2 separate regions of the Mus musculus genome follow, and region 2 is linked to region 1. A link is a loop called in an ENCODE intact Hi-C map of the cell type or tissue named here. Cell type or tissue: gastrocnemius. All regions are shown on one strand. Each heading gives the region's core, and the rest is flanking DNA. Links, peaks and the distances in the headings are about the cores only.

The links. Peaks named below come from ENCODE experiments on the same cell type or tissue, not always from the same donor. Only the 100,000 strongest peaks of a DNase experiment are listed, where the experiment ranks them.
Region 2: a loop joins it to region 1, with 1.8 times the contacts of the local background. A loop is called at or near these places in 3 of 42 quality-filtered maps.

The regions. Positions count from the first base shown.
Region 1 is chr10:98,779,654-98,793,313 of GRCm38, forward strand. No RefSeq gene overlaps it. Among named protein-coding and RNA genes, the nearest start is that of Gm40750, 21 kb to the right of the region's middle. In gastrocnemius, for the core only: no CTCF peak of the experiment used is centred there; no DNase peak of the experiment used is centred there; H3K27ac peaks cover 224 bases.
Region 2 is chr10:98,886,716-98,903,715 of GRCm38, forward strand. No RefSeq gene overlaps it. Among named protein-coding and RNA genes, the nearest start is that of Gm34346, 12 kb to the left of the region's middle. In gastrocnemius, for the core only: no CTCF peak of the experiment used is centred there; no DNase peak of the experiment used is centred there.

The DNA of each region.
Region 1 (13,660 bases), core at 1,046-9,045:
TGTGCTATATAAGAAATTATCCTCAGAACAATGAAACTTAAAACAGTGTTCACTTTCTTGTCCATTACTGTTTTGAGCTGGTGTTTGGCAGGCAATTTATCTGCTAGGAGTATCCACAGCAATACAATCAGTGGGTGTAGATTAGCCAGGAGCCGAATCAATGGCTGGTGTTTGGCATGACTTGAGAATGAGAACATTTCAACAGCACCCCTCTTAACTCACTAGGTAATTGGTGGGAAAAAAAAAATCTCCCTTATCTACTCCTCTGGCTCCAGTCTTCATAGAACTACCAGATTGTTTAAAATGTGAATCTAGTTTTATCTCTTGTTTAAAATATGTCTGTGATCTTCATGGTATCTAGAATAGTAACCACATTCTTCACCAAAGCTGTCAATTTTTGTGGCCTTATCTCTTTAGAACTTCCTAGCAATGAGGCCTACAGTCTATTCCCTATCATTTTCTGAATGTGTCATGCATGTCCTATGGGACCACTGACCAAGCTGTATTTCCTTTCTAGAATACTTATCACCTCCCCCTTTCCTTCCCCATCACACTTATATAACACTTTTATGAGACACAAATACTGTTCAGATTCCTTCAAAATGTAGACTCCTGTTTTTGTCCTCTCAACCTTAGAAAGGATCAAGGATAGCACCGTTGGAGGAAATTGAGAGACCGAGAGGTTGAGTAACTTGCCTAAGGTTATGTGCAGTCATGGACACACCCGAGGCTTGAGAGAACCAGATTGCCTGGATGTTGAATCTACACATTTATCAACCACATTCTCAGCCTCTCCTTCATCTCAGTAAATACATTACTTTTTAAAAGCTCAGCCCATGAGCCAGTCCTTCCTGGAAGCCTTCAGAGATTTCTCAGTCTCAATTAGCATCTGGGTTTATTTTTGTCTCAGCACTTAGGGGCACTGTACAATTGAAGTCCATTTTCTTGTCTTAGAAACTTAAGGAAGGGAGACATATTTTATATCCCCAAGCTTAACACAATGCCTAGCAAAAGAAAAGAAATAGTCATATGTTGTTAAACAACCACAATGAGGAAAAAAAAAAAAGCAAGAAATACCCAAGGGATTAAAATATGTGGATGCACGGGAAATGCAGAAAGCATTACCTGTGCAGAATCTGATGGGGCTCTTCAGTTGAGGCCTTATGACCTGGCCTATCTATCTAATATCAGAAATAAACTTTAGAATCATCTGACAAATACTACAAATCCTCATGAGAATTCAAGTTAAACACATGACTTGACATTTATTTGTTTAATCTGCTCAATAGATTTTTTTTTCCTGTGTCAACCATGAAAGCTAAAACTATTTCTAGGCCTTTCATCTTAGATCAGCTTTCCCTTAATTTCTACACTCCAAAATGTTGAACAAAAACATGCCCCTTTTTGTGGTTGGAAAGTTGGGCTTTACATAGAACTTTCAACACACAATTGTCAGCACCTGATTAGGGTCATTCTCAAGCCCGGGACTTTTCTTCCTTCCTTAAATAGGTCTTCTAGATGAATCATCGCTAGCCACTCTATGATTATGCCGAGACCAGATACACAGCTTATAAAGAACAGCACACGCTGTGGTCCTTGCATCAGTCTGTGCTCTGATTCAGGCAGATTTCATTTTCATTCAATAAAAAAATTAGAATGAATCGTCTGCAGGAGTTTGAGCCATCGGTTTCTGCTATGGGAGCAAGGAAACAAGAGTTGGCGAAAGCGCACATCCACCCATTTCCAGCTTATTAGCATTTCTGATTCGGAGATGAATTTGGTGGAAAAGGACGTAGATGGGACCTTTATGATACCAATTAAATTATTTTCTGTGCTCCATGTCATTAACAAAACCACATATACATTTCGTCATCTAACACTGAAGTAGAGCCTTGTTAACTATTTGACAACATACTCATACTCATGCCTATTTATTCACTGGATGGATTTAAGGAAATGTAACATTTTGGTGATCAATAAGGGTTTCTTGTCATAGGTACATACATGGTCCTGAGTATTAATATGAAAAAGTCTCATATCCTTTTCCCTGGATGAGGCTAAGAACAAACAAACAAGATGGAAAGAAGGAAAGTCCTCAAATCTGCCATGCTGCATAACATTAAAGTAGATAGAAGAGATAGTATCTAAGAGATAGTAGACAGTGTGTAGATAGTGCATATTCTTGCCTTTAATCTGTCTCTCGAATGACATCCAAAGTGTATGAAACCATGACCCTGTGTTTCTACAATTGAAGGCTATTTCCTGAGCAGCCGCAGACACACAGAGAAAGTTCCCACACAGCTGAAGCATTCAGAAGGAGGGGGAGAGCATCCTGAGCTAGACTTGCCTCTGGTAGGGTTTCAGACACATTGCTCCTCCAGAGCAAGACAGAAGCTACCCCTTTCTGAGTCGTTCTAGCATCCTCTGACTATGGTTTTGTACAACTGTTTCCACCTCTATCTCCTGAGGAAAGACATCAAAAGAAAACAAAGCTCTGACACAGGGAACCATCAGAGCCAACAAAGAACAATGCCCCCCCCCCCCCTCCTACCACAGGCAGCAGGAAACAGAAGAGTGAGCTGTAAAGTATGCTAAGCCAATTACGAGGAATGGGAGGAGACACTGGGCAGGGGAAGTAAAATCAGCCCAAGCTGGGCCAGCAGACATGGCTCAGGGAAGAGGCTGCCCATGGAGGCAGTCCCTCATAAAAAAGAAAAATGGAATTCGAAGAAAGAGATTTTTTATCATGCTTTTTCTTTATGCTGAGGGATGTTATCCATATTACAGTGAAATATGAAATATGAACCCTCCTTCATATCCCTCCTCCACCAACATACCCCATGAGGAAAATTTTGAGAGTTATGTGTTCCCTTAGCCTTTTTTTCTGAGAAATGCAAGTAAATTATTTACTACATTCTGAAATTGCTACTGACAGCTGGGTTCCTTTGCTCACAGCACTGTTCTGGATCAAAATTCAGGGATGGCTGCTTCATGAACAATGCAAATCCTTGCAAAAACAAAACAAAATAAAACAAAAAAAACACTAGGACAACCAACTTTGCCACCACTTCCCATGGGTTTGAACTTTTTGAATACTTTGTAGAATTCAGTCATGTCTTTAGACCGATTCCCTCTACACTCCAAGAACATCTTAATCCATCATCGTTTGTTATTATTTTGTCTTTGTCATACATAACTTACTACACCATTGAAGAAAAGTCTTTCTTCTTTGTATTCCAGGCTGTAATTGACCAAACTTCCAGGAAGCGAGTGGATACTTCATCAGGTGATGCATAAGCCAACCCGTTTAAAGATGCAGATGATGTTCTACTAATTAAAACATGATTTTCAAAATGGAAAAGCTAGGTGTACTGGCTGCTTTTGTGTGTCAACTTGACACAAGTTAGATTCATCAGAGAGGAGGGAGCCTCAGTTGAGGAAATGACTCCATGAGATCCAGCTATAAGGCATTTTCTCAATCATTGATCAATGCGGGAGGGCCCAATCCATTGTGAGTGGTGCCATTCCCTGGGCTGGTAGATCTGGGTTCTAGAAGAAAGCAGGCTGAGTAATCTATGTGAAGCAAACCAGGAATCTGCACTCCTCCATGGCCTCTGCAGCAGCTCCTGCTTCTAGGTTCTACTCCCTCTTGAGCTCATCTCCTGACTTTCTCGAATGATGGAGTATGCTCTAGAAGTATAATAAACCCTTTTTTCCCCAAGTTGCTTTTTGGTCATGATGTTTCATTGCAGCAATAGAAACCCAAGGATACTAGGTATAATAATCCACTTACGTAAATTCAGTCCTCTGTGGAGAGCCGTGCCGCGAACAATCGTGTGCGTGCCGTGAGCAATCACCATTCTAAGATGGCGCTGGCTTTCACTGCGCCTAACTAGTAAACAAGCCTTATGTGCAAGTGCAAGAGTGAACTCACACCTCGTCACTGCCCATCTCGCGGCGTAGCAATGGGGTGATGGGCGAGTAACGAATCAGGAGCTGTCACGCCACATCAGGTGCTGAAACGTCACGTTGCGGGCTATATAAGCAGCACCATTTTCCCAGTTCGGGTCTTCCCTCCTGATAAGTAAGCAATAAAAGCTTTGCTGCAGAAGATTCTGGTTGTCCTGAGTGTGTTCTTGCCGGCGGGGACAAAAGCTAGGGATAGTCCTCAAAAAATTGAGGCAGGAAAACCATGAGTTCAGAATCAACCCAGGCTACATTGAAGGCTAGCCTGAGCTACAAAGCCAAAATAGTACAAAATAGTACAAAATAGTAACAACTATTGTTGTCCAGCAACAGCAGCAAAAAAATATATGTAAGTCTGATAGCTTTAGTGATATTGATGGTATGTCAATTTTCTCCACCTCATTATGATTGGTCTTATCAAATACTTTATGTGTTGTGTGATTGTCACTGTCAATCCACACAGGAAGGCTTTTCTTGTTGGCCTTACCAAAGTGTCTTTGTTTCAGCAATGCATTTGGAACTCAATTAATACTACTCTACTTTAACTCCTAAGAAAACTGTCACTAACTTAAGCTTCTTCTGTTAGGAAGTAGTTATGTAAGCAGCATTAATAATGTGTCTAAAAGCCAACTGCAAAATAGGCCAATTTCATTTCCCTGATTTTATAAAGATGCACACGAGATTACAGCCATGGCTCCCACACTTACTATCTTAATTATCTAGAAGTCTTTGTTGTGTCATTAGCCCTTATCAATCTACATATAATACCAGCATAATGAAATGTACCAAGCCCTTGTTGGATCCAAAATAGTAGTGTTCTGGGAGTAGTCTAAACTATTAAGATGTGGCGTCTAGGTAAGAGCACTTACTAAGACTCTTAATGGAAGGTACTGAGACCTGACAGGAATAGGAACTTTCCTACAGCTGGAGGAAGTTAAAACAGAATTCATGCAGTGCTGGACCAACATCAGGGAACTTATATCCAATACACACAAGTCAAAGAGAGTTGGAAAACTCAGTAAAATACATGGGCACGCACCCATTCTATCATGCATTCCTCAACAAATTTTCAATTGTGTGATTATACTTTGAGTGTGCACATGTCAGCAGACATATTTACTTACAATCAAGTCAAACAAAAGAATCAGGAGAAGACAGACCCTTTTGGGGCACCATGGATTCCATTTGTCCTGATAGAGTCAGTCACATGGCTGCATTGAACATCAATTTCTTCATCTTTTGAGTTATACAGCCAATGATGTTACAGGAAGGCACTTATAACCAAGTCTGCCACAGCTCCCCATTCTTTTCCAACACTGACTGCCCTTGACTTTGATTTTCTTCTAATAGCTCATGGTGTTCTGTTTTTCTTCAGACACGCGGCTTTTATAAAAACAATAATATTTCTGTTTATCACATAGGCTTTATGTAATCTCTTCTTTAGCTTTTTTAACAAACACATAAAGCCAGAGATATAAAAGATAAGAAATCAGAATCTAACTGGGGATGGTAGACCATACCTGTAATATTAATACTTAAGAGGTTAAGGTAGATTGTTCATGTGTTTCTACATTAATTTGATATTATTGTTAGTTGAAGTCCAGCCCAAGCTACCTGAGACTCCCTGAAAACAAAGGCAAAGAAATATATGAACCACAGCAAATAAAGAAGAGGAGGTTTCGAGTGAGATTCCAAAATTAGATGCAACTTGAAAGAATATCATAAGATCAGAAACAAACAATATTTACAGGTTTTCTTGTGACTATGTATACTTTAAAATGAAAAGCTTACAAGGCACATGAAAAGAAAAAAATCTTAAAGCAGAGATAACCTTGTCTCAGATATAAACCCTTAGCATTCAGTATTTTCCTTCCAATGTTTTTAACTACTGACAATCACACCATCCTCATGGGACCACACCTTGCTTTTTTTTCTGCGTTTGTTTTGTAGCAACCACTTCCTGCATTACCAGGCATTATTTTAAAACATTACTTTTAACAGCTGCCAGTTATACATGTCAGACTCTGAGTTTAACCACACCACACACACACACACACACACACACACATATATATGTAATTACTTTTCCTTTCACCCAATCTCAATTTTTTACCTCAAGCAGAACTGTAGTTGATAAGTATAATGCATTTTACTTAGAAATAACATTTGGACCAATGTACTTTTATAATCTTTATATAATGGACATTGAGGAGAAAAAAAATGAAGGAGAATGTCTTAAAATAGAATGCTAGCATGGAATTATGTCATCTTTAATGAGTTATCATATGATATAATAATGCAACTGTAGTTCTAAGAAAATCACCTTAAGGAAGCTGGAGAGTATTTACTTAAGACACAGATGGGAATTAAACAGTCCAAAGGCTGTGCTCTTTCCAAAACACTGGCAAAGCTGAGGCCTAAATGGTCTCTGGAAAGTGTCTATTGTTCTAATAAAGTGCCATATTTCATGAACATCGAATTTCAGAGTGACATCTGGGTGAGAAAGTTGGTAAGGAACCCATCCCATGCACAGCTTGAGCTCCAGGATGCTAGCAGGATCCGCAGAGTACAAGGATGGTCGACAGAGGTGAGGAAGCCTGAATGGAAATTCTCTTCTTCAAACCACAGATACTGCACATTTCTAAAAGGTGTTAGGGAAACCACCTTCATTGCTATGTAGCAGGATTCCCCTAGAAGACTCAGTAGCACTCTTTGATAACTTCACTGTCCCTCTGCTACCCACCTTCATTGGCTGCTATGTGTTCCTTTTGTGATATGCAAACAATTTCCTAGACCGAGATCTTTAATGTCACACCAGGTGAACCATACAATTCTACTCCATTATGACCTTTGCAATGGTGTCCTGTTCCAGTACCTCCCAGAAGACATACTTCACACATGGTAGGTGTCTTAGTCAGGGTTTCTATTCCTGCACAAACATCATGACCAAGAAGCAAGTTGGGGAGGAAAGGGTTTATTCAGCTTACAATTCCATACTGCTGTTTATCACCAAGGAAGTCAGGACTGGAACTCAAGCAGGTCAGGAAACAGGAGCTGATGCAGAGGCCATGGAGGGATGTTCTTTACTGGCTTGCTTCCCCTGGCTTGCTCAGCCTGCTCTCTTATAGAACCAAGACTACAAGCCCAGAGATGGTTCCACCCCTTGATCACTAATTAAGAAGATGCCTTACAGTTGGATCTCATGGAGGCATTTCCTCAACTGAAGCTCCTTTCTCTGTGATAACTCCAGCTGTGTCAAGTTGACACACAAAACCAGCCAGTACAGTAGGAAAGCACACAACTGTTAGTTGGTAGACTCAACTAAATAATAGTGTGAGAACATTTAAAAGAATTAATTCATCTCTGTTGCAGTTGTAAAACACTGGACAGTTCCTTCTAATGTCTCATAGACTCTCTCCCTGTGGTCCATCAAATCTTGACCAACACTGTAGTATATAACACAAAGCATTGTAAACAAATACTCAGAGAACAACAGAAAATAGACCAAATAAGATGACGAAAGTGGATTATTAGAAACACACTGGACAATTGGCCTGGAGACAGAACAAAAGCCAGAAGATAGAAAGAAATGAAGACAGTCACAGAATGTAGAAAAAAAGAAAAACAGGACAAACTAAGGCATAGTTCAGGAGAACAGGAAGGTAGGTGCTAACAAGAAAGAAAACCAGGGGTCATTATAGAGCTTAAAAGACAGAGACTATCTTTTTTTATTATTATTTTATTGGATATTTTATTTATTTACATTTAATGTTATCCCCTTTCCCTGTTTCCCCTCCAGAAACCCCCATCCCATCCTCCCTGCCTCTATGAGGGTACTCACCCACCCACCCACCCACTCCCACCTCCCTGCCCTAACATTCCCCTACACTGAGGCATCGAGTCTTCCCATGACCAAGGGACCCTCCTCCCATTGATGTCCAACAAGGCCATCCTCTGCTACATATGCAGCTGGAGCCATGAGTCCCTCCATGTGTACTCTTTGGTTGGTGGTTTAGTTTCTGGGAGCTTGGGGGGGGAGGGTCTGGTTGGTTGATATTGTTGTTCTTCCTATGGGTTACAAACCCCTTCTGCTCACTCCTTCAATCCTTTCTCTAACTCCTCCATTGGGGACCCCGTGCTCAGTCCAATGGTTGACTGCAACCTGACAGAGACTATTTTAAAACTACCACTAGGCCTGCCTTTGACAAGAAAGCATTCTTCGCTTCCCTGATAAATCAAGATCTGCAGACTACCATATAGGAATAGAATCAAGCAGCTGAGAAAATTCCATTTGGTTTGGTAAACTAGCATCCATCCAATCTCCTAAAATCCAGGAATGCCTATGGCCTAAGGATTTAGGACTCTTCCCTTTTATGCACCTTACTCTGGCCTCCCTGGAGGTTAGAGTTCTTTTAGCCTAACAGTTGTGATTGATGTATGTTCCTTTCTTTTAGTTCCTGGTTGAAAGGACTCCCTGGATAGCTACCTTCTCTATGCATTTCACTTCTTTCTGCAGAGAAATCGCTGGGAAAGAACAACCCTGGAACAAGGCTTTGATGTCACCTCTCCCTTTGGATCAGGGCAGGTCTCTTTCTTTCCCTTTCCCAGGTTGGAAGGATAGGATGTGTTTAAACTGTTTGTGACCCCTCTTCCTGTCACCCTTGATAGGAGGAGACACAGGGAAGCAAACAGGGAAGCTTGTACTCCAAGGACCAAAAGCACAGTGGATTTCTTCCCAAACCTGCCTGCTTTTTCCAGGAACGATTGTGTTCATGGGGCCATGGGTCATACCTCAGAGCTCAGGCTAGCCTTACCTTGATCCCCTCATCCTTCCCAGAAACTTGGCATGGGCTCTTTTTCCCTTGCCATTTTGTTTACAACAAAAAACAATTTTGAGTCCTTTCTATCCACTATACACAACTGACACTCTCCTCCTTTTCAGTAATAAAATTTCCCATTTTATGCTTGTTTATATATATATGTGTGTGTGTGTGTGTGTGTGTGTGTGTGTGTGTGTGTGTGAAAAAGGCAACCATAAGAGGATTAGAGTATATATTTAAAGGCACCAAGGAGAATTATTTGTATTGTAGGATGAATAACAAAACAACTACAATTATCAAGTTCTTATTAGGATATAAAATATTCCAGTCAGGCAGTGAAGATCTAGAATCCCAGCTACCCAGGAAGTTGAGGTCGGAGAATTAAACTTTCAAGGACTGCCTGGTCTACAGAGAGAATTCAAGGCTGCCATGGGCATCTTAGAGAGATCTTGTCTTGAAATATAAAGTAAAAACAAATGTGACCTGGGATGTAGCTCAGTGGTAGAGTTCTTGCCCAGCATGTATGAGACCCTAGGTTCAATACCTGTTCCCACCAAAAATAAGATAAGAAATAAACTCTGATATTCTGCTATGAATTTTTAATATAAACTATAGTTAATTGTCCCTAAACTATCTGTTGTATCTCTGACTCCATTCAACACTGACTTTATTTCCATTTTTACAAGCGAAAAACTAACAGTGATCATACAAATAGTGCCCTCTGGCATCAGACTCAGCTGAAAGCTCATGCGAATCTAATATTCATGCTCTAGCCAGAATTCTGTGTGGCTGCTTATGCTAAAGAACTCTGGACTTGCTGTCTGCGGCAGAAAAAAACCTGGCAAAGAAGGTGAATTTTGAAGGTGGATTTAACATGAGAGTTCATCCAGGAACAATCTAGTGACTCCTAAATGGCTGTGTATACAGTGGGATGAATTTGCTATGTTGGTACTAGTCTCAGTTTTAGTGAGGAAAGGAAAAGGAAAAGGAAAGCCCCACTTTGGTTGTCACCCTGGGAGGTAAGATGACATTTTGAGTCTTCATTCAACATCCTTCAAAGCTCCTATTGTAGGAATGGGTCATCCCTGGGTCATCCATTCATTTCAAGGCCCCTCTTAAGACACAGGATTGCTTAGCACTTACACATAAAATTACAGCTATAACCCTCAGTGAAATGTCAGGATTCTACAAGCTCCCCTTACAGTCTTCTTAAAAATTAACTTTTTATTTTTAAATTTTTATTTAACAAATAAAAATCATATATATGGTATAGTGTAATGTTTTGAAATGTTTATCCAATGCAAAGTACTTAAACGGAGCTAATGACTACATCCCTTACCTCATATTGTTATCTACGTATGTGTGCATGCATGCGTGTGCGTGTGTGTGGTGAGAATATCTAAATTCCATTCACTTAGCAAGTTTCAAGCATACAGTGTTATTAACTCTAGTCACCATGCTGTTCACCAGATCTGCAGAACCTGTTCCTCTTGCTGGGCTGATATTTCGCGCTCACCATCTTCCTGTGGGCGTCATCCCTTGCTTTACATCCTCGCCGCATCTGTTATCCCTCGCCCACAGCAAGCCTCCTGCCTCTGCCTTGTGGTGCCTCCCACTGTAAGAAAATCTTTCCCATTTCTCATCAGTTCTTCCCTCTCTTATATCTGTTCAGGTTTGAGTATCAAAACCCTAGTGCCTTCAGAAGAGGGTAGAACAGGAGGCCAGAGAAGACTAGTTATCTTAGAGAGTGATTCCCAGTGAGGTATCATAAATGGGAAGATATTTTTAGTTGTCTTAATATAAGGTGAAGGGATGGTACTGGCATCTTGTAGACAAATAAGGAAAACTAGTATGTGTACTGAAGTAGATAGGACAGCACTACAATACAGAAACATTTATCCCCCAATGTCAGCATTGCCAAAACTGAAAAATTAGTTTAGAAGGAATAGTTATCCCAAGCTCAAGGTACCCACATTACTGGATATTTCCCGAGGTAGTCCCATGTCTAATGCAGCGTATAAGACCTAATTTCTAAGTCTGAGAGTATTACCATTCTCACCATGTTAGCTAAATGCACTGTACTGCATCTTATTTCTTCTCTATATGAAAGAAGTATCAACCGAAACTTTGAAACTGTATTTCTTAAACTTCCCCATGCTTGTGTGCAATGTAAATCAATTGCTCAATTGTTAAATAAAATATTTGAATTGGAAAGGAATGTAGGAAGTATCTGGTGTAACTGGTTTTGTATGTGAAAAACTGAAGCGCAATGTGGCCAGGAAACTTTTTACTGGGCAAGTCAGGGCTGGACCCTATCTTCTCATCAAATTTTAGGCTCGCTCCAGTATCACATACAATGTAGCCATCAGCTATATGAAGAGGGTTAAATTCTTCAAGAGGTTATTTTCTTTCTTTCTGTGGATAGATTTTTAGCCTCTCTAGACCAATTTGACTGCGCTGTGACTAGTGTGACTAGATTCAGTAATCATAAGCTAGAAAGTAATTACTACAGAAATATATCATGAAGCATTTGTCCCTTGAAAACAAGAAATCCAATAATAAAAGTTTCTTTTGGAAGCATAACTTCTAAAGCCATTTGATGTTTTTGCTTTCTTTTTAACATTCATTTGGGTTAGAACATTCTAGAGTACTGTCATGATTACTTCAAATAACTATGTTAAAATCTTTTCTTTTCCTCAGGTGTCAATTAATATTTTCTTGGTAAATGGGTTGTTGCTTTAAACATTTAAATTAGGAATCCTAATGAAAATCTTTGCAGAAAAATCTTAGCAAATAGCTCTATTGTATGTAATGACTTTAATTTTCACTCCATCACCAAAGGGATCTCCAGGCTAGAGAAGCTTAAAATGTATTTGTAGTTATGTAGCATATTGCCAGTAAAAGAAGCATCCAAAGACTGGGTTCTATTCTGTTATTTACCCAGTTTTTATTTTTATTAAGGGTTTGTTTGTTTTGGATTTGGGGGTTATTTTTGTTTTTGTTTTTGGGGGTGTCTTAGTTAGGGTTTGACTGCTGTGAACAGAAACCATGACCCAGGCAATTCTTATAAAAGACAACATTTAAGGACTGGAGAGATGGCTCAGAGATTAAGAGCACTGACTGCTCTTCCAACGGTCCTGAGTTCAAATCCCAGCAACCACATTATGGCCCACAACCATCTGTAATGAGATCTGACACCCTCTTCTGGTGTACACAGCTACAGTGTATTTACATATAATAATAAATAAATCTAAGGGGGAAAAAAGACAACATTTCATTGGGGCTGGTATACAGATTCAGAGGTTCAGTCCATTATCATCAAGGTATAGACACAGCAGCATCCAGACAGGCATGGTGCAAGCAGAGTTGAGAGTTCTAAATCTTCATCTGAAGGCTACTAGCAGAAGACTGTATTCTAGGCAGCTAGGACCAGGGTCTCATAGCCCACATCCACAGTGACACATATACTCCAACAGGGCCACACCTTCTAATAGTGCCACTCCCTGGGCTAAGCATATACAAACTATCACAGGGAGTTTTTTGTTGTTGTTGTTGTTGGTTTGTTTTCTGTTGTTGTTGTTGTTTGTTTGTTTGTTTGTTTGTTTTAGTTTTGGGTTTTTGGGGTTGTTTTGTTTTGTTTCATTTTTGCTTTGGGGAAAACTGAACTAATCATGCATTAGATGGGTTTCCCACTTGGTTGTTTAAGCCTCTGCTGTGGGCATGGTTAGCACTGAGGCCGATGTGGAAATAAAAGTGTAATGGAAGTTGCTTTAGGAGTTTCTTAATAGTTCCTACTGAGCTCAGTCTATTGGAACATTTATGACATCAAAGTTCCAGGTCAACGTAGGTATTTGCTTTGACCTACTCAAATTTGAATTTGTGCCATTTTTCCCAAGAAAGTACAGGGCAGTATCAACATACCTGTATACTTGAACTGAAGAAACAACTGAAAACCTGACTGAGCTAAGCACGGACACATCCCTACTTTTCATGTTGAATCCTAACAAGAAAAAGCGAGGAGGGTGAGCAGAAAAGAACTTCTCCCAGTGACTGGGGTGCAGTGTAGAGCAGAAAGAGGAAGTTACTCTCCAAGAGCTGTATTTGAAGTATAAAGAAATGTGTTGCTGGCACATGACTACCAAGCAGGCTGACAGCACAATTAGAAATAGGAATGATGTGCAGAATAAATAAATAGCCACTAAGTGCAGTGACAACTTTGAGTGACAGATGCAGAATAAAAATGAACAGTTTTCTTGATAATATGTCAGGAAACAAATACCTCTTTCTTTCAGAAGAAAAAGATATAGATATATAGAGAGATAGATATAGATATATATAGCTGCAAATTCAGGCAGCCTCTCATCTGGTGAACTTCTTATACCCCCGAAGAACTATAATTTTGGCCCCAAATGAAATGGTCCTTTTGTAAAAATTGTTGCCTTCTTATTTCATTGGTGGTTCACCATGGTTTACTCAAACTCTTTCTGCCCAATTTTAAAAGTGTATTATATACTATCATTGTCCTGTCTGTTGCACAAGAAATCCAAAAATAGTTCAGCATTCTGTTTTGTTTCCTTGGGGTTTTATTGTTGTTTGTTTTTTATTTTTATTTGGTTTGAATTTTTTAGTTTAGTTTAGTTTTGTTTTGTTTTTTACAAAAATCATTGTAAGTTCAGGTGCACTAACCAGATCACATTAGCATCTGTTTCTACACAAAATATATACAGTACCTTAGAAGTTGTCTTTTTAAACATAATCTTGTTTCAATTTAGTTTTGTCAAAGCTAACTCAATGGTATGGTGTAACAAAAACCAACCAAACGAAAAAACAAAAATTTTATATTATTTAGAACAAATTTCTGTGAGGTGATCAAA
Region 2 (17,000 bases), core at 5,149-13,148, 110 kb after region 1:
ATTAAAGTACCTTAATCAGAAAAGAAGGCCCAAGATCCTCAATATGAACTTACTCTTATTTGGGGTAGAATTATTTGTTGATGTAAAAGAAGTCAAAAAAGGGAGGGGAGGGTCCATTAGGACCGAGAGGGGAAAGACTAAAGGAAACTACAAAGACAGACACAAAAATCTGAATCTAATGAAATTCTTACAATCAAAGAGACTGACACCTAGATGTAAGATATAATTGTGTGGTTAATAGCATTTAACTCTTGCGCAAGACAGGAAACTTCTTTCATACTGAACACACTAATCTAGAACTTACCCTATTCTAATGAAAAAGCTGCCTTAAAAGATGGCAATAGGAGTCACAGGCAAGATTTCCTAGAAAATGATACATAACACACAACATACACTAAAAATAGTAACATTTCAGAAAACACATTAATTAAGTGGTTCTGAAACCAATGTTTCCCAACTTACTAAATGATGAGTCCCATATCTTTGTACTTTATTTGGCTATTAGCATAAGAAAAAAATTAAGTTTTACGTCAAATATTTGAAAGTGCCTAATGAAGGTGATTCCTGAATTCCTCTTATATTTTTAGAAATCAAGTATTTAGGGTTTTTTGTTGTTGTTTTTGTTGTTGTTGTTCAGCAGGTATTATGTGTAAAATATTGTAGGTACTATAAACAAAGACACTAACAAGGTAAAGAGACTTCTGCCCACATGGATGGGTTATGTTCAGGATCAGAATAACAGTTACAATACATAAGTTGAGTGAATGCTAAGAGGTATGAGCACACATGATAGGAAGACAGGAGTATGAAATGAATGAAGGAATTCTGGAGAGCGATATGGGAAGGCCTCTTTTGTGGAGGAATCTCTGAGCTGAGGCAGGCATGGATGGGGTGAGTAAGGATGTCAGGAATGGATCTGAGAAAAGGAAATAAGGTCAGAGGAAACAAAAGTTACAATAAACAGGCCACAGTGGCTACTGCAAGGGAGAGAGAAGGGATCAAACAGGTAGTAGGGAGTCAGTTCAAGCAGGCTCTTGTTGGCATTCCAATAATTTAGAGCCCAGCACAGAAAATGAGGCTTTTGTTACAAAATATTCCTCTAAGCCTTTATTTAGTTCCTGGGATGATGGAAACACCAGGCATTGGCCTTGAGTTCCAGCCGTAGGCAACTACAATACTAGATAAAATAAACAAAGAAATACTTCAAGGCAGTGAACAACTGGGAGTGGATGGTTGTCATCCTAGAGTAGAGGAACTGTGAAGGTCCTTAAGGGTACATTTCTAGCCAAGCATGGGAAAGCAGAGAGCCAACACAGTCTTTTTCTAGATAGAGAGAGAGAATAAAAAGAGGGGCTGGAGAGATGGCTCAGCGGTTAAGAGCACTGACTGCTCTTCCAGAGGTCCTGAGTTCAAATCCCAGCAACCACATGGTGGCTCACAACCATCTGTAATGAGATCTGATGCCCTCTTCTGGTGTGTCTGAAGTCAGCTACAGTGTACTTAAGATATAATAAATAAATATTAAAAGAGAGAGAGAGAGAGATTGAAGTTTGGAGCTACTGAGGTGACTGAAGTTTGTTAAGTTTCAATGGAAGATCCTACCATGTATTTTGGCAATTCCCAAACTTTTATGTACCTAGCAGACCTTTAAAAATATATAGAACTGCTATATTCTATAGTACATGTCTGCAATCCTCACACTCAGGAAACTGAGGCAGGAGGATTGCAAATTCAAGGCCACCTGCATTCTGTAGCATGACAGATTTATTTAGTGGCAGCTTCCCCGCCTTGGTTCTGCAAGGCCTTGGGTTTGTTTCATTCTCAGCACTGAAATGCCAAACATAACAAAGGAAAAGGGGAAACAGTCATATCTCCACAATGGCCTTCCCTCTCTCTTAACAACTGAAAAGAAAAAGATAAAATACCAATGCAGTGAAAAACTACATCAACAGCGTCAATGAATTTAACCTAAATGACATTTACATTTAACAAACACTGATCTTTTTATTTTTTTATTTTTAAGATTTATTCTATACATGTGAGTATATTGTGGCTCTCCTTGGACACTCCAGAGGAGGCCATCCTATTCTATGGTTGTAAGCCATCATGTGGTTGCTGGGAATTGAACTCAGGACCTCTGGAAGAAGAGCCAGTGCTCTTAACCTCTGAGCCATCTCTCCAGCCTAAGACTAACCTTTTAAATTTACCTTAAGAACGTAGATCACTATGGCAACCCAGGAATGCTCAGGGCAGGGGTGATGGCTCTCCACAATTGATCCTGAGGACAGCTCTGGATATAAGTGTACTAGATAATAAGTCATCTGACTACAAGGAGCACAATGTAGGAACAATGTTACTTTAAATAAAGAGATGGCATTTGTGATGTAGTAGAAATGAATCAATGTTTTTAAAGAAAATTGTCTCTAGGGTCCTGCTTGAGTTTTTTTTTTTTCCATGAATATTGAGCCACAAATAAATGATTTTAAACTATTGGCTATCTATTAGCAAGTAGTAAACTCTGAAATAATGTACAATTGAGTAACATGTGTGCTGAGCAGGTGGTGTTTATATACTTAGGAATATATATACATGTTTATATGCATATAACAATTGCAAAGAACATGAATTTGAGAGCAAATAAGGGACACAGGGAAAGGACTGGAGGGAAGGAACAGAAGGTGAAAAGTGATGTAATTAGATTTTAATTTAAAAAATTAAATGAGAAACAAAGAAGCAAGAAAGGGCTATATAAGATAAAGCCATCGTACTCATAATTCAATGTAGAAAGGGGGAAGTAATAATGGGAAAATACAATCTAAACTCTTCTTAACAGAATTTTGAAAATATTTTATGAAAATAAAGCTTGTAGAGGAATTTAATCTAGCAACATGGGTGCTCTGGCAAGGGATCATATTTAAATATCTCCTAGGTCTACATGATTTGGCTGGAATGCATTCACACCCTTAGAACGCACCATTAATCCCTAACAATGAAGGTAAAGTTAGTTTGGAGAAGGAAGCATCCACCTTTGATTGAAAGTGTTGTCTAACTGAGGGGTAGACAAAGTGACTAGTCAGAGAAAGATTTGACAGACAGTTTTAGAGATAGGATGCGCCCAACTTTCACAAGGACAGACAGGAAAGAGAGGCTACTTGTCGGGGAGGGGAGCAGCAGGTCAGTGAGTGTAATGGAGTTGGAGTTCATGTGTCCTGTTCTAGTCAGTCAGTTGAATTTAGGCAATGCAGTGGAGTTCAGTTCAGTTCAGTTCCGAGCAAAGCAATTCAGTCAGAAGCTGAGAGAAGCCAGTTTGAATCAGTTAGGTTAGCTTGGAAGATTGGGTTGTACAGGGGCTAAAAGCTTCCAGGCCTAGTTAGAATAGAAAAAGAAATGCTCTGGGTTCAGTTAAAGCTGTGTATTTACACAGCTTGGGTCCAACTCTCATCTCATCCCTCCATCTAATGACATAAAAGTTACTTTTACAAAACCTTTTGCTAGAAATCCCTCAGCAGATATCTGCCTGTGTATTGTTAGATACAACAGAGTGTCATGACATCCTTACCATGAGGGAAAGCTGAGAAAGAAAGAGAAAAACAGAATTGTTTTGAATAGCCCAGGCCAGTGCTTTCCAATTATATTTTATGCACACCACACACACACACACACACACACACACACACACACATATATATATATATATAATTTTAAAGTAAAAGAAGTTAATGATATTAACATATTTAACCATATATCAAAACAATTATTTCACCATGTACTCTCCATAAAATTATTAATGTGGTACTTTGCCTTTCATACTTTGTTTGCAAAATCTAGCATAGATTTTATATTTAAAGCACATCAGTCCGGACTTGCCTTAGGTCATGTGTTCAATGGCCACAAGTGATTAGTGGTTTGCTACATTAGATATCATGACTTTAGGACAATCAAATTCATTGCCTGGCACAAAGCATGTTGAAATACATATTAATATATCTTTGCACAGAGAGCAGTGTCGGGTGCATATGTCCACAGGCAGTGAAGAATGGCAGTTACATTGGAGCACCAACTGACATCATTGTCTATTGGCTTGAACTGTCACGTAGAAGGGGAATGCAGTTGCTTGCATTTACATGCTTAACAAATATCCCAAGCTGATTTGGAAAGTTTGTTTTTCAATTCAAAAATTGCAGATAGGCTCCCATTCCCAGACTTACTCACTCCATACCTGTTTGCTGGTGGCTTTACAGTATTTTTCAAGCCCTTCAACACCTTCCCTATGAGAGCTGAGATTTTTCATAAGCTATTTCTTCGGAAAGGAATCTGTTCCCTCCTTATCCCACATTCCCATCTCCAAATCTGAATGACTCTAATTCATCTTCTGAGTCTCAGATTAAATGTTCCTGCCTCGGGGAGACCTTTTTCCACCTCTGTATAATTACATTCCATACTTCCATGGGCTCCCGTCACTGCCTATCATTATGCTCGTTGGACTTTACTATAATTATTCCTTTTATTATCCTACTACATGGCTATATTATATGTCCCACAAGGTCTGTTTTCATAAGGCACTAAAGCAAGCTATCTGCCTCATATTTAATATGAGCTTATTGAATGAATAAGTGAATTACAAAATGCCATTCATTTCACTATGTAACGGGAGCAGGTTTAAGAAAGATCTCAATATAAATGAAAAGTACAGTATGATCAATACTATTTGTTATAAACAGGATGCCTGTGTTACAGAAGGAAGAAACCTTCAGATACATTTTGAGAAATGTGTCCAGATGGATAAGAGCATTTTAGGCAGAAGAGATGACAGTGCTTTTTGCTAGGAAGACATAAAATCCTGAGTCAAGGCAACTGGAGTGTAGGTGTGCGTGATGGGAAATTCAATATCTATTTGGGAAGCAGAATCAGTAAGATTTGAGACAAGATTGTGAGACTTAGGGAATGGACAGGGTGTCTAGCATGATTTCCATGTTTTTGACATCAGAGATGAGATTGGTGATGATGTTATTCCGTATGGAGGAATTCAGGAATAGCCGAGAAGAAGCAGGTACAGGGGGAATAAGAACTAGCTAAGCTGAGAACAAAGAGAATTTAGGGTCTTGGGGAAACTTTGAAGGAAAGACAGGAGCATAGAGAACTCTACCTCAGATGAAACAAATCTCTCCTGAATGACTGCTCACCACACAAGGTATGGTTATAAAGTGGTGAAAGTGTATCATTTCAACTTTCTCTCACATGAATGATGTTCCTTCCATAAACCACCTTAGGAGGTCCTGATCTTCCTAAGGCTGGGGTGATGGGTGGCTCAGTGGTTAGGGGCACTGTCTGCTCTTCCAGAGAATCTGCTTCAATTCCCAGCACCCACATGGGAGCCCACAACTGTCTGTAACTCCAGTTCCAGGTGATCTGATACTCTTCACACAGACATACATGCACATGACAGGCAGACATCAGTGCACATGAAAGAGGGAGAGGGGGGAGGAGAGAGAGAGAGAGAGAGAGAGAGAGAGAGACAGGTTCTGCTCTTAGGCTGACTGTGTTGCTACTGTGGGAAAAAACACTTTCACTACCTTGTTAAAAGATAGTGGTAACACAAACATTTACTGTTTTAGGACAAGCAATACAGGAAACAGAAAGTTTAGAAATAAATCTATTAGATGGAGGAATTGATGGCTTAGAAATTACATAAGAATATGGTGGCTCAGGAAGAGAAATAGCTAGGGGAAGACTTTCTCACAAACCTTAAAAACTGGACCTCACAGCCAACTTAATTCAACATCGTATCTTAAACAATAATAGCAGTAGCAATAGCTGAATAAATTCAGTTTTCAAACCAAGCTCAAAGCAACAGAAAAACTCTTCCCTGATAGTTAGTGCCAGAAGGCGCTACACAGATTGCTGAAGAAGAAAGGGCAGTGATGGGCTTACCTAGAGCTGGACCCTGCATGTTACATTACCAACCTACCAGGCAAAATGTACCCACTGTTGCAATGGCACCATAGCTGTTATGAGGTAACCAACTGCTCTCTGGTAGGATCTGAGGTCTATTTACAGAACACACCTCATGCCTGGTCCTGTAAAAGCTGGTTAAAAGTCGCTAGCTGGTGAGACCACAAACCTGAGAGAAGAACCTATCGTTATTTTGCTACATGTGCAATACTGACTTCTAAATATTTTGTTTATACCCATAGACTAATGTTTCTCTCAGTTTTGGTCAGAGAAGTTTCCTTTTGCAGTGGGTAGCAGTTGATACAGAGACTCATATCTGGTCAAGATGCCAAATGTAAGTAATTTTGAGTGCTTAGTGTGGCTAATCATCCATATTAATCTTTAAGGCCTGAGAAATATCCAGAAAGAAGAGGCAGAAAGAACCAAAAGTTAGGGCAAAGTGCTGTGGCATTTTGTCTTCTGAATGTAACAGGGCTACTGTGCTCTTGAACTCATAGCTTCTATGGTTACATGCATACGATCTATACAAGATCAAGACAACCAACATCCCAGCAGGAATGGGGAAGAAGCTCACCAGACCCTGCCCCTAAGGGATAGCTGCTAAGGGTGGGAGCATCATTCTTCTTGGTGGATGTGGCATTGGTAGTTCTCTTGGTTCCACCGGATGATTCCACGCATATGTGCAGCATTAATTGGACATATGTACTGACTGGTTTTGTGTGTCAACTTGACACAAGCTGGAGTTATCACAGAGAAAGGAGCCTCCCTTGAGGAGATGCCTCCATGAGATCCAACTGTAAGGCATTTTTTCAATTAGTGATCAAGAGTGGGAGGGCCCATTGTGGGTGGTGCCATCCCTGGGCTGGGAGTCCTGGGTTCTATAAGAAAGCAGGCTGAGCAAGCCAGGGGAAGCAAGCCAGTAAGTAACATCCCTCCATGGCCTCTGCATCAGCTCCTGCCTCCAGGTTCCTACCTTGTGTAAGTTCTAGTCCTGACTTACTTTGGTGATAAATAGCAGTGTGGAAGTGTAAGCTGAATAAACCCTTTCTTCCCCAACTTGCTTCTTGGTCATGATGTTTTGTGCAGGAATGCAAACCCTGACTAAGACAACAGAGTAGGTTCATTTAAAATGAGGAAGACATGAACTTGGAAGGGGATATGGCATCTGTGAATAACAAGGGTGTGGGGATTGTATATAGCCGTATTTGTTGGATGCACATATGAAATCCTCGGAGAATACATATTTTAAGTGAGACAGGAAGTTCTGGTGTCTTGATGACTAAGCTGAATTCCATTTTATTGTGCCAGACAGCTCTAGGTGTGTGTCTCTCTGATGGCATATTCCTAGAACGCTATTGTGATATAATGGTAACCTCAGGATACATTAGGATTATCTTATGCAATACTAAGCACAGAGTAGTTACTAAACACTTATTTGATTAAGAGGTCAATGGATTAATGAGGAATGAATGAGTAGCTGAGTATTTTTTTTTAATTCCTTTCAATTTTCCACCAGCCCCACAGGTCTACCCTGGCTGATATCTTTTTATGTTGGTTACTTGCTGCATAAGATTTGTGAGTTTTGGAAATTAACACTTAGATTTGTCTATTTTTATTGCCTGTGACTTTTGTAGAATGGGATCGAGAGGGTTAATTTTAATGTAGTGAAGTTTTCAACTTGACTGAACTAAATACACTCTGCTAGGTGGGGAAGCATTCTGTCTAGGTGTGTCTGAGGAGTTCAGAGAGAGTTAAACACAGTGTTACCCTTTCTAAGTTGGTTAAGATTCCTTCAATATGTTAATAGTCTGAATAAAAAAAAAGCTGTGAAAGGGAAATATTGCTCCTTAAAAAAAAAAAACAAACAAAAAAAAAAAAAACGAGAGCTGAGACATACAGTTTCTCTACCCTTGAATCTCTAGAGTTCCTGGTTCCTGAGTTTTGAAACTTAGACATCAGCCCTCCCACGGGTTCTCAAGGCCTCAGGCTTATTACCACAAGTTTCTCCTTTCTGTTGACTACAGACAACAGACTCCATGACTTCTGGGTTTCCAATGCTATGTGACTTATTTCCTACACTGAATCTCCCTTTGTGTCCCTTTATAGTCGAAGCCTATTGGCTTCATTCCCTGGGAACCTTGACTCTACAGTAACCATAATGACAATAACCTTGCTTAGGTCACTCATAGATAAAACCCACCCCTGTACTAGAACAATTGTTGATACAATAGTTAATTTTTTAATAAACAAAAGTAAAGAAATAAAACTGAAACAAAACAAAAAACCTCATTTTTTTGGTTATTCATTGTTATGTAATAAACTAGTCCACCACATAATAGCTTAAAATAATAAGCATTTTGTTAGATTTCATGGGTCTGTGGGTCAAGAACTATGGCAGGGCTAAGTGAGGAGGACTCTTCTTTTCACTAAAGGTACCCAGTAATAATTAGGGGGTGGATGACTTTGTCTGGAAGACTCAAGACAGCTTTACTTGGCAAGGATAATAGGAAAGACCAGGCTTACCTGGATCTGATGGCTAGGGTCACCTATATTTCTCCCGTGGGGAGGTATCCGTGCTTTTGTTTATTGGAGACTGAGTGTTCTCTTAGTGAGCATTCAGAGATATGTGGTAGCTGTACTAACACACTTGGCCTGAAAATTTTCACTCTGTCTTGGCCTGTTCATTAAGCAGGTTACTAAGTCTAGTCTGTTTTCAAGAGAAGAACATTCTCAAAGGGAGGATTAGTGGAGAATTTATTGGCAGTTTTAAATCTTCTGCATGCATCAAAGAAAAAAAAAATGAACATGTGAAATTGGGTAGGGATCTAAAATAGAACAGCGACTGCCAAATGAGCCAGACGTAAGTAGCCAACATGAAAATTTATAGCTTATGCATACAAAGAGCCAACTTCTTTTTCCAGTTTCAGGGATCAAACCTACGGCCTTAAGAAAGCCCAGCCTCAAATACTGACATTTATGGGGTGAGTAAACTCCTGGAAAATGTGTATAAAACACTACTATTGACCACTTCGTTGACTACTTTGTACATATTATCTGTGCCCTTATAAACCATGCTATTGAGTAGATACTGTTCTCATCCCACCCATTTTACAGATTGTGAAACAGTAATACTCACTACCATAATTAATTAATGAGGGGTAGGAAAGAGATGGGTGTCTGGGAATTTCAACTCCAGAACCCCTGCCCTTTTCTACCCAAACAGTGGGCGCTGGTAAGCATTATAACTTATTTCACAGCTGCTTTTTACCCTCAGAATGAGCAGAAAGGACCTATTTTAAGAATGTGAAAAAAGGAAACAAACTTTAGCATCAGCCCTGTGTTGTAATCCTGCTTCTTCCTAATACTAACTGCAACTGTGGACAAGCTATTTAGCTTTAATTGCTCATCTGTAAATTAAGGGCGATAATATCTAGTTTGTAAGGAGCAATGAGGATTAAAGAGAATAATTTCGAGTGCCTAGAATAGAGTCATCATCACTCAGACAGACTCAGAGAGTGTTGGTTCCTTTTTCAGATCTGTAACTAGGGCCCTACTTCCAGGGAAAATCAATTGCACCATGCGTCACAATTTTTCATGAGGATTTCTCATGACACAATTAAATATTTATATTGAAAGGAAAAGAAAGTGCTACAGTAACATAGATTTATCTGTCTCTCGACCAGTTTAGTTGCTATCCAACCTAGTGTGAACAATGGAACAAATTCTTTAAACAAAATCAAGGTTACCACTAGTAAATTAATAATAGGAAACTGTCAACACAATTTTTCATTGATTATAGAAGTGGCTTTATAAGTCACGTTCATTTTACTTAAAACTGAAATCGGAATGATCTATAATATAACATTAGAAAGGAAAACAAAGGAGAGTCTAATTCCAAGTTCTAAGTATCACAGGGGAGGGGCCATGGTACCAATAAGATAACTGGCATTTCTAGCCTTCACAATGTTACCAGTGTTAGTAGCATGAATATTTTTACCACCAATAGGGTTTAATCAGATGGTTTGAGAGAGTTCTATTGAGACAGAGTGTCTCAATGTGTAGCCTAGACTAACCTCTAACTCATAGTGATCCTCCTGCCTCCATCTCATCCTGGGATTACAAGTATGAGCCACCAAGCCCAGTTCTTTTTTTTTTTTTTTTTAAATTAGGTATTTAGCTCATTTACATTTCCAATGCTATACCAAAAGTCCCCCATATCCACCCACCCCCACTCCCCTACCCACCCACTCCCCCTTTTTGGCCCTGGCATTCCCCTGTACTGGAGCATATAAAGTTTGCGTGTCCAATGGGCCTCTCTTTGCAGTGATGGCCGACTAGGCCATCTTTTGATACATATGCAGCTAGAGTCAAGAGCTCCAGGGTACTGGTTAGTTCATAATGTTGTTCCACCTATAGGGTTGCAGATCCCTTTAGCTCCTTGGGTACTTTCTCTAGCTCCTCCACTGGGAGCCCTGCCAAGCCCAGTTCTTACACCACTACTTTAAATCTTTCACTAGCTAATTCCCCATCAAGTAACAAAGAACATCAACTGTATTTACCTACTATGATCAAGTTCTGTGCTGTCAGAGTAGAGAGATAGAGTTAAGACGCGGCAATCCAAGATTCCAAACTGTAAGCGGGCCTGTTGACAAGGGAGGTAGACCACCTTACACAAGCACCAAGGAAGAATCCAGCCATGCTCAAGAAAAACAAAACATAAAGTAGTCAGAAAGCAAGGGCAAGAGGGTTCAGAATAAAGGCTTAGACACAATAGATATGCAACAAACACAATAGAAGAAAACTTTCTTGACATCTAAAAATGTTCTCTTTGTCAGGTCCATATTTTAAACTCAGAACATTTCCCTAGCATATACTTTACCGTGGCCTAAATTACCAAGCTACAGCTTTGAGTATTAAAGTGGAGCATCTCTAAAGCCATAGATGTGAGAATCAGAGTAGTAAATGAGAAACGGACACAAACAGACCGGTGATTTTAATCTTCGTGGAATTGGTGAGGTTGTGGTTTTTACAAATGAGAAGCGCACCGGAAGTTGGGTTGTGAATGAAACGCTCTAACAGGAACAACTTGACTTTGAAAAACCAATCTCTAAGGGTGAGACTAGACTGCTGACCCAGAGCAACAAGAGAAGTGACTGTAATTATGATATTAAACCAGGCCTTTTATGGCCGATAACTTAAAAGGAATCACAAATCTCTTAATTATATAATAAATGCATTTCTAAAAGCCTCCTAAGAGTTAGCAGTGGAGACCAATTAAAGCAATAATAGTTTACTCTCTGCTCATTAGGTTGCTATCAGCAAGCTTGGCAGCCAAACAAGGAAGCAACAACAGAGGAAAATGGACTTTTGTCCACATAGAGTATTAAAAGTCTGGGCATCTCTGCAGTCATGGAAAACTTTACAAATTATTACATGAGATGCCTGCAATTAGTGCATGCACTACGTGAACTATAGTGGAAAATGACATGGGGGGGAAAAGTCCGAAAGTCACATGTCTTTCAATGTCCTGAGTCACCATCACCACCACAATAATGTGAACTGGGCAATTGCTACACATCCCTTTTTAGGAGGAGGAACCAAACAGACAAGAGAAATGTTTGCACAATGAAAAGTCATTCCATGGTAACATAAGAATTGAGCTATTTTGGAACGAAAGAATTAAACACATCAGTGGAGTAAGTTCCTAAATGTTCTATTATTTGAGACCCACCAGAGGAGTGACTGCTTGCTAATTAAAACTATGTCCCTCACTAGTTGGATCCCTAGAATTCATACTGTCAACTATCCTTCAACTGTATAGCATGAGAAGGAGACTCAAGATCTCTGCAGAAATGAGGCTGGGATGAAGCAACAGGAAGAAGGAGCCTGGGTTGCAGGAAAGTACCTGCTCTTTAAAACAACACCAGCAGCAAGGAAGAAACAGAACACCTCCAGAAATAAACCTCTTGAATGTTGACCAAGAACTTGCCCAAACCGAAAGAGAGCTTGGAGTTTTCAATCATTTCATCTTACTGCACAGGCCCTTTGGGGGCTCCACTATTTTTATTTGCTGCTGATGGAGTCGCACCTTGTGTTTCTCCTACAAAGACTTTGTCTCTTTTTGGAAAATGGTTTTGCCATTGGGCTCCTTCCTAGATCAATACGTTCTAGTTGTCTGGATTAATGGCAATTGATTAAATGTGACAATTTTAGCTTCAGTAGATATTTAATGCCAAATCCAAAATATGTTTTTACCCATATCTGTAGAGTTAAGTCGGTTACAGTGTTTATAGGAACCATGTGCATATACAATAGAAAGTTTTATATGTATAAAATTTTCAGTGTGTGTGTGTGTGTGTGTGTGTGTTATACATTGCTCAAGCATTTGTCCTAAACGGGAGTTCTCTATTTTCTATTCTTTTATCTTACCCCCTAAGTTGTTAGCCTCTCTTATGTGTTTGTATTCCTCTTATATATTTAAATATATCATTTTTTAACTCTCTTACTATTCTATCTCATTTCTCTTTTTTATTCTTCCCCATACACCACTCAGGATTATCAACAAGGATATACATACACACAATTACATACATACATACATACATATTTAATCTTTAACGTATTTTATTTGCTTCAGATGTTTCAACTGGTATCAATAACCAACAAGAGAAATAACCTTTGTAAGTACAGCCATCAGTGGAGAGCGGAGCCTTATAGAAAACAAATCTTTAAATGTTTCTCCTTGAGTGTGTCTCTCTATTTCTGCATTCCCCGTGTTGTTATTCGTATTGATGGTGATTGTGCCTTCATTTGTTTGAAGGCAGTGCCTCAGTCTGGAACTCAGTCTGTCTTAGAACTGATGAAGTAACCCAAGCTGGCCTCAATGCCCATGCCCTGCTGCCCCAGCCTCCTGAGGAATGGGACTGTAGGGCTAAGCATCACAACTGCCTTGAAAGTCTAAGATTCTTCCCGTCACATTAGGACACTGCCTTCAGCCTCTCTCTCCAACTCCATTCCTTTAATCGGCTTTTGGTAGATCCTGTGCTCAAGGCTGTGATGTGTGGAAAAGCTAGTATCTCCTCAGCTTTCTTAGGTTTTTTTGGCATATGCTGTTCCTTCTACATGAAACCTCTCTCCTTTTACCCCTCATGCCCAAGCTGATTGTTCAGAATCCAAGCTTCAAAATGGGCATCATCTCCTCTCTTAGGCTCCCACGCACACGTCAATACCTGGCACTTACCACACTAAACTAGAATTGCTATTCTTTGTTCTTCCTACCAGATGAGGATCGTTGTGTCTGTCATGCCTACCATATTATTATGGTGCTCAGAATGTAGCTAGTTACTTACTGTTGAATAAACAAGAAAGATTGCTCCTATCAAGCAAATAATTATCTATGGGCAGATACACTATCCTTTTCCAGTTAATAACCTTAGACTTGAAGACAACTTATGATGCCTCCTTTTCTATGCTCAGTAATTACACTAACGCAACATCCTGATCACCTTTGCCTTGGTGACTTAAAGATCCTTTGACTGAGATGTCCTCTAAATTCACCATGCTTTCTCTCCTTAGCATACTATCTAAATTTTATCCAGTCCATTTCCTGACAGCAATAGTAGACTTCATTTCTCACTTTAAAATCCCATTTCCTGTCTGTTACCTCCTTTTATCGAGTCCTACCATTTTTGCCTTAGGGCCTTCTTCCAAGCTATACAGCCTGCATTTGAGGATAAAACCCACCAATCAGTGGCTGAAGCTGGGTGTGGGGACAAAGACAAGAGCTCACTCTAGAATCCTATCAAGGAAAAGTCTGGCTTGTATCAGCTAGAGAAGATATTTGTACAAGTTCATGGTTTGTTTGTTTGTTTGTTTGTTTGTTTGTTTTTTCTCAAACTGTTAAATCTTACAGGAACAAACCTACCTTGATAAAGAATACTCATATACATTGTTTTTATTTCAATAGCTTTTAAAGAGCAGTCTTAAAGAAACTATGATTCCTACTTTGAATTATTTAGAAAGGTATTTTAGAGCCTCTAGACTGTTGTATTCCCTGACAACATTATGACATTCTCCTACACTGAAGAAGTCTTGAGTTTCCATCTATAAAGTAATCTTCGAGTACACATGGACACACACACACACACACAAATTTTTTTTAAAAAATGGACAACAGATGAGATACCTTTGTTAAAGTTTGTTAAAGTTTTCAATCCGATTCTTTCTCCCCTCTAGTTCATATACGGTTGTGAGCCTGCAAATGCATCCTATTCTCCTCTGTAGACGTCACTGCTTCCTACATGGAAGAGCACAGGCCAACACAGGTTGGCTAACTTTCTTGTCTAGATGAAGGGTCTTATTGTACACAATGACTTTTACCTGTAGCAAGTTTCAAGGATGCCGCGCTGTTCCAAAGCTGCTATCTCACTTCACTGTGTCACGGAAAGAAATGGAAGCTAAGTGTTACTTCTCCTGTTTTAGAGAGAAATGAGTAGAACTATAAAGAGTTCGCCACTTTTCTCCACGTCTTCTTGAGTATCCACTACATTAGGATGCGTGAAATATTAGCTATCTTCCACAGCCTCCAAAATGTCTTGTTGGTAAATGTCTCCATGTCTTCCCTTACTACTATGTACAACAACTTAAATAAATCAAACAACTTGATAGTTGTCAGAACTGACTTATGATGTAAGAGTCTATTTATTGTTTGGCTATTTTGCTATAAATTTTAAGGCTTAACTATTAAGATTAATTAATGAGAGAAGTATAGCTCACAGTGACTTAAAATATTCTTTCCTCATATATTCCAATTATCACTGGTATATTTCTAAGTTAATTAAGTACAGAATTGCTCCACATTTCAGCACAGGGAGATTCCAGTATATTAGTGGTTATCAATGTGGCTTTTATCATTTTAGAAATGACCATATAGAGTATAAATTTACTTCTCAAAGTGCTCTTGGGTTATCTAAAGTACTATTTTTAGATTTTTAGTCTCAGTGCAATAATCTCATTAGTTGGCTTAGAAACTCACCGCTTCACTTCTGAATCTATATGAAGGATCTCATAGGCCGTATCTATAATAAGCAGCTTATCCAGTATGTTAATTTTAAGGGCTGCTTGAAAAAAAAAAAAGTGCCGCCTTCTTCTGATAAAACCCAGACTTTAATAGCACATCCTCTGAAGTCGTTCTGTAAATGCAGTACTAAAGTTCAGCACCACAATCTGGGCTATTTAATTAGCTCACAGCTGCTGCGTTGGGATAGCAGGACTTGTTGGGTTAGCTTGGTGTTCACAGTTTGGGCTCTGGTTCAGAACATAAGTGGCCATCTTATGTTCTGTTTTAATTTCTTAAAGAATGGTGTGGTGGTTTGAATAAAAAAAGAGTTCCCCACAGGCTCGGGTGTTTGAGCACTGTTTGGGGAGATGGCTCAGCCTTGCTGGAGGAAGCCCCGTCACTGGACCCAGGCTTTGAGAGTTGATAGCCTCACCCTACTTCCAGTTCACACTCATGTTGACACTTGAGACATGCCCTGCTCCTGCTGTCATGGCTATCCTCCACAGTGGGACTTTTACCCCCACGGACCCGAAAGCCAAGATCAAGTCTTCCGTGAGTTGCTTTTGGTCATGGCGTTTTAGCTTAGCAATAAAACAAGCAACCACTACAAATTCTTTATACTTATTTTCAGGAGAGTCCACATTCTCTCTTGTTTAATCACTACCTTAAACCATCTTTTTGTTTGTTTGTTTGTTTGTTTTTGTTTTGTTTTGTTTTTGAGTTTTTAACCATGTCTATCTAGCTACCTAACTGACCTTAACTTGAATTGTAACGGTCTTTTTTTTTTTTAAATGGAAGGGAATATTTTATCTGATCAAAAGTAATCTGAATTAGCATATTAATTATGTCAAACAAATCTCAATGTCTTTACTATTTCAAACTTTCTTAAACTTTCAAAGTCTCCCCTGCAATGATGAACGTAGTTTATAAAATTTAAAATTTCCCTTTGAAGCTGTATAAATTTTAACTAAATTTCACTCATTTTTTCCCATTAATTACATTACATTTTATATCCAATAGATCCAGGGGTTCTCAAACTGTGAGGAACGACCATTGGCAAACCTCCACCTCCCAAAACATTTATTTACATTACAGTCCATAACAATAGCAAGGTTACAGTTATGAAGTAGCAATGAAAGTAATTTTATGGTTGGGGCTCACCACAACATGAGGAACTGTATTAAATGGCTGCAGTGTTGGGAGGGTTGAGAACCACTGCACAATTAATATTAAGACTTATTAGAAAACGTGACAGATTACATAGGGCAGTGGTTAAAGACCTGGCCATTGAATCTCCACTATGAAAACTGCATTATGTAACTTTGTCCTCAAAAGAGGCCTAGAAAGTTGTAGTTTTCCACAGAGGAAAGCTAAGTAACCAGAGATGATAAGGAACTGGTTGAACAAGATCATATAGGTAAGTAAACTTATGGACTGAGGAGGTTCTAGTCCAGGTTACCCCATATCTAACCTCATCTTCCTCAAAGTCAAGTTTAATATTTCAGTTCGTTTCAATTTCCCCAGAATAAGTTTATACAGCCCATACATAATTCCATCATACCATCATAATTCATGTGTTTCCTTCAACTTCTCTTTCTTACTATTTTGTGAATTATAAGTGCTACTAGAAATGAACAGATCTTAAGTCTAGAAACCACACCCTATGCCGTCTCTTTTTTTCAACACAGTAACTACTCTCCATTAATTACAACAGCTTCCTACTCTCATTATGCCAGGAAGTGACTATAAAAGTCTGTCCCTCAAACTTGATGGGTCTAGATTCTTAGACTTAGAGACATATAGAAATGCATGCAGGTAACTGTCTGCATCTATCTTCTGAGCCTGCCCTTGAACTCACCGTATAGCCAAGGATGGTCTTGAACTTTGGTTCTCCTGCCTCCATTTCTCACGTGTTGGGATTATTTGCATGAGGCACCTGCTTTTGGTTGTTTTATTATTAAATCTCTAATGTTAAATGCTCAGTTTGGAA